Regions from separate parts of the Homo sapiens genome. Here region 2 is linked to region 1. The links are chromatin loops, found by intact Hi-C in ENCODE. Cell type or tissue: mucosa of descending colon. All regions are shown on one strand.

Evidence for each region. Hi-C counts contacts between places; a loop is a spot of excess contacts. Peaks named below come from ENCODE experiments on the same cell type or tissue, not always from the same donor. Only the 100,000 strongest peaks of a DNase experiment are listed, where the experiment ranks them.
Region 2: it touches region 1 in a loop (18-fold over the local background); 2 of 110 quality-filtered maps call a loop at or near these places.

The regions. Positions count from the first base shown.
Region 1 is chr22:25,400,054-25,402,553 of GRCh38, forward strand. It overlaps the pseudogene LRP5L. Among named protein-coding and RNA genes, the nearest start is that of MIR6817, 54 kb to the right of the region's middle. RefSeq lists enhancers at 594-653, 814-913, 1,024-1,203, 2,454-2,500. In mucosa of descending colon, no CTCF peak of the experiment used is centred here; a DNase peak (open chromatin) is centred at 948.
Region 2 is chr22:24,804,687-24,807,186 of GRCh38, forward strand. SGSM1 (small G protein signaling modulator 1) reads left to right here and starts at 1,525. Exons shown (of 25, transcript NM_001098497.3): 1 at 1,525-1,658; 2 at 1,755-1,798. The coding sequence starts at 1,640. RefSeq lists a silencer at 1,363-1,572. In mucosa of descending colon, no CTCF peak of the experiment used is centred here; DNase peaks (open chromatin) are centred at 1,465, 1,975 and 2,055; H3K4me3 peaks cover 689 bases.

The DNA.
Region 1 (2,500 bases):
GAGACTGGACCTGGAGCACAGGGACCACTACAAGGGCCTTGGAAATGGGCAGGGACCATGGATGGCCACCCGCATGTGTAAGAGCGGCCCGTCTGCACATGTCTCTGCATGGCTTAGGGGCACAAGTCCCCCCCAACTCCCAACCCAGGAAGGCAGCCCCCATTTAACCAGGTGGGGCAAGAAGGGATAGGGCCAGCATCCGGCTCTGCTTTTTTTTTTTTTTTTTTTGGAGACGGAGTCTCACTCTGTCCCCGAGTCTGGAGTGCAGTGGCCCAATCTCGGCTCACTGCAAGCTCCGCCTCCCGGGTTCACACCATTCTCCTGCCTCAACCTCCCGAGTAGTTGGGACTACAGGTGCCTGCCTCCACGCCCGGCTAGTTTTTTGTATTTTTAGTAGAGATGGGGTTTCACCGTGTTAGCCAGGAAGGTCTCGATCTCCTGACCTTGTGATCTGCCTGCCTCGGCCTCCCAAAGTGCTGGGATTACAGGCGTGAACCACCGTGCCCGGCTGGGCTCTGCTCTTAACGCAGGGCTCTAGGCCCCCTCGGGGGCAACCAGCACAGAGCTCAGACCACAAATACCTTCACCCACCTCCTGGTCCCCATCTGGACAAGGGTGCTGGGGACTGGCTCTCAGTCACACCCTCAGGGTACTCTTCAAAGGACAGCTGGGGCCCCAGGGCATGAGCTTTTGGCCCCCAGCTCCCTTACCCCAGACAACAGCTCTTGGGACCCCACCAGCACCGGCAAGGTGGACACCATCGTCCCAATTTTGCAGATGAGGAAACTCAGGCTGAGGGCCGGCACACAGCTCTCCAGAGCTGAAGAGAATGCAGAGAGCAGCTGGAGCCAGCCAGTGGGTCCCTGGCGCCAGCTCGTAGCAAGCCACAGCCGCCTCCGCCCTTCATGCTTGGGTTGCGCTGCCCCAGGACAGCCTTCCAGGGTGGCCTGGCATGGAGCCCAGACCCTGCTGCTTCCTGAACAAATAAGTGAACGAGGCCACCAAGCCAAGGGGCTGGATGCAGCCCCAGCTCCTGCCAGGGCCTCCCCAACAGACTCCCTGTTTGGAGAGCGCATTGTCTCCAAGGCCTCAAACCACAAATGTCCGGCTGTCTCACAGCTTCTGTAACCTGAACTTGGCCCTCACCCTGCCCTCCCAGGGCTCCTCTCAGGGCCCAGGCCCCTCCTCTCAGAGGCCAACACTGACTACCCAGCTCATTCTCATCACCTGGCTCATTCCTGAACCTCACTCAGCAGGAGAGTCTCAGGCCAGATCCTCCCACCAGCCACCTCCACCAGGACGCATGAGCCCTGTTCATGCTGGCTGGGAGACACAACCAACCAATATCAATCCAATCAGTGGATGAACTGACAAATATAATGTGGTCCCTCCACACAATGGAATATTATTCAGCCACAAAAAGGGTTGAAATAGGACGGGCATGGTGGCTCACGCCTGTAATCCCAGCACTTTGGGAGGCCGAGGCTGCCAGCTCACTTGACGTCAGGAGTTCAAGACCAGCCTTGCCAACATGGTGAAACCCCGTCTCTACTAAAAATACAAAAATTTGCTGGGTGTGGTGGCGAGCACCCATTAGTAATCCAAGCTATTTGGGAGGCAGAGGCAGGAGAATCACTTAAATCCAGGAGGCAGAAGTTGCAGTGAGCCGAGATTGTGCCACTGCACTCCAGCCTGGGCAACAGAGCAAGACTCCATCTCAAAAAAAAAAAAAAAAAAAAGGCTGAAACACCCATACCTGGGACTACTTGGATGACCCCTGAAAACATTACAGTAACCAAGGAAGTCAGCCACAAAAAACAACGATGTATTGTATGATTCCCTTCATACAAAATGCACAGAACAGGCAGAGCCATAGAGGCAGAAAGCAGACTGGTGCTCATCAGGGGGTCGGGGGAGAGGGAACGAGAAGTCACTGTGCAATGGGTATGGGTTTTACTTTGGGGTGATGGAAATCTCTTCTAACTTCATAGAAGTGATGGTTGTAAGCACTGTGGATGTACTAAATGCCTGCCTTGTATACTTTAATTTTATATCATGTAAGTTTCACCTCAATTAAAAAAAAAAGATCAACTTGACACTTTTCACCTAGGAAAGGTCTGGCTTCAGCTTTCATTTCCTATCAGTCCTGCCTAAAGCCTTCCAGTAGCTTCCACTGCCTTCTGGATCACAGTGAGACTCCACAGCATGATCTGGCCTCTAAGGACCTCTCACAGGACGCCCCGAGGGTGAAGGAGCACCCCTGGGCCCATCTCTGCATAGCTGCACAGCTTGTTTCCCTTCCTCCCCTCTACACGGGAAGCCCTGCCTACAGCGGAGGGGCCTTATTTGCCATTCTATCACATTCAACCCCAGCACTTCACACAGTAGCAGACACCAAAGCGAAACAGCAACAGCATTACACTGGGCCAGGTGCACGTTCACTCACTGAATTCATGGTAGGAAGGATTCTTATCCCCATTTTACAGCTGAGAAAACTGAG
Region 2 (2,500 bases), 600 kb before region 1:
AACTGCTCTTCCTCCAGAAATCCCCATGGCCTACTCCTTTTCCTCTTTGCTTAAATGTCACCTGCTCAGTGGGGCCTCCCTCAACCACCCTACTTCAGAATACGATCCCCAGGGGTCTGGGCCCTCCCTGTCCCCCTTGCCTACTTAATTTTTCTCCAGAACTTTCCAGCATGGTCTGTCCTTTTCTTACATATTTTGTTGTCCGCCTCCTAAACTCCATGAGGGCAGAGTTCATTGTCTGTCTTGCTCACTTAGAAATCTCTAGCACAGTCACTTGGCACAGAGTAGGTGCTCAATAAATATTGACCTGAGTTGCATTCTGGGTGGATACAGTTAGGGACTTGGGGTGACCAGGGGCTCTTGATGGAACAAGGCTTTTCCCACAGAGCCCACTGCTTGCTCAGCCCCAGAGATCCTGGCTGACAAGTGCCTCCTTTTGGGGCCAGACTCCTGGGAAAACCCCACTCCTCCAGTGACCTGCATGTCGGGGAGGGAGCCACTTAAGTCCCGGCCTCTCCTGAATGGATAACCAGTGTATCTTGGAAGACTCTTTTTTTTTTTTTTTTTTTTGAGATGGAGTTTCACTTTTGTTGCCCAGGCTGGAGTGTGGTGGCACAATCTTGGCTCACTGACACCTCTGCCTCCAGGGTTCAAGCAATTCTCATGCCTCAGCCTCCTGAGTAGCTGGGATTACAGGAGCACGCCACCATGCCTGGCTAATTTTTGTATTTGTATTTTTTTTATTTTTTGAGACGGAGTCTCACTCTGTCGCTCAGGCTGGAGTGCAATGGCGCCATGTTGGATCACTGTAACCTCTGCTTCCCGGGTTCAAGAGATTCTCCTGCCTTAGCCTCCCCAGTAGCTGGGATTACAGGCAGCTCGCCATCATGTCCGGCTAATTTTTGTATTTTCGTAGAGACGGGGTTTCACTATGTTGGCCAGGCTGGTCTCGAACTCCTGACCTCAAGTGATCTGCCCGCCTCGGCCTCCCAAAGTGTTGGGATTACAGGCGTGAGCCACCGCGACCGGCTGGAAGACCCTCAATAATAATAATTAATAATAATAACAGTAACAGTGGCAAGCATTTATGCTCGCTGGCCTTTCCCCCTGGGTCTGTATTAAGGGCTTCACATCCAATATCTCACTTAAGGCTCAGATCGTTCTGAGACCCATTATGCCCATTTTATACCACATTATACCCATTTTAAAGATGAGAAAACTGAGGCTTGGAGAATATCGGTAGTAGCCCCACCATTTCCTGTGACTTCCTGGAGCCTGGCCCACAGAGGAGGGTTCAGGACGGACGCTTTCCTTCCCCGCCCTAGGGAAGAGGGAGGGACGCGGGCGCTGGCGTGGAGGTTGGGGGAGCCTGAGAGGCTCGGGCGCTGGGTGCGCGGGAGGGAGCGTGCGTGCTTGGCGCGAAGGCTCCTGGCGCAGGCGACCCGGCTGCCCCGCCGAGCGGTGGCTTTCCGGAGGGGTGGGGCGGCCGCCTCGGGTCCTGACGTCGGGCGCCCTCCGGCCGTCACTCAGCGCTCGGCCCCGCCCCGCCGCGGCTGCAGCAGCAGCGCCGCGGCCGGAGGAGCTACCGCCGCCACCGCCGCCACCGCCTCCTGGGACTCGGAACGCAGCGCTCGGAGCCATGGCCTCGGCCCCCGCGGGTAAGAGGCCGCTGGACACGAGGGCGGCGGGAGGGCAGCGCCCGGCCCCCGCACCCTCTCTCGGCTGACCCGCGGCTCTCGTTTCTTGTCCCACAGAGGCGGAGACCCGACAGAGGCTGCTACGCACCGTCAAGAAGGAGGTGGGTGCCGGGGTGGGGGCACTGGGCAGGACTCCCCCGGCAGCAGCGGCCAAACGGGAAAAGAGTCTTCGTGGAAGGGTGGCCTCTGGCGGCGGGGGGGCGGCCAGAACAGGTGTGGGGCTCACCTGGGTGGGCATTGACCTCCCGCAGGGCAGGAGGCGCAGCGAGGGAGTTTGGGGGTGGGCGTAGGTGTGGGGAGGCTTTGGCCCATTTGAGGCTTTTTGCGGGGGCGGATGTAGCGTGAGGGCCCTCCAGGTGTGGGGCACACCTGGATGTATCCCGATAGGACCTCCTCTTGTGGAGGAGCAGGTGGGCGCGGCTCAGGAAGGGGACCTTCCAAGAGAGAGAAGCTGCTAGGGGGACGCCCCCCACAGGGTGTGCTGGAGGAGGGGCTCTGAATGGGGCTGCCGAAGGTGGGGCACGCTTCAGGAAAAGGCAGAAGGAAAATAAAACCTCCCTTCCCAGCCCCCGAATTCTCAGTCCTTGGAGCCACCTCCAAGAGCCAGGGGACTCCCTCCCTGAGAGTCACGGGTCAGTGAGCTGCTCCCCTGGCAGTAGGGGTCCCTTCACTCCCCCCGCCCCACTCCCACCCCACATTCAGAGGGTGAGAATCAGAGAGGTTCTGCCATTCCTCTGCCCCTCCACTCTCCTTGGGGTCAGCGCGTGGAGAGGGGGGCAGTCTAGTCTTTAGGGCTCATGGCC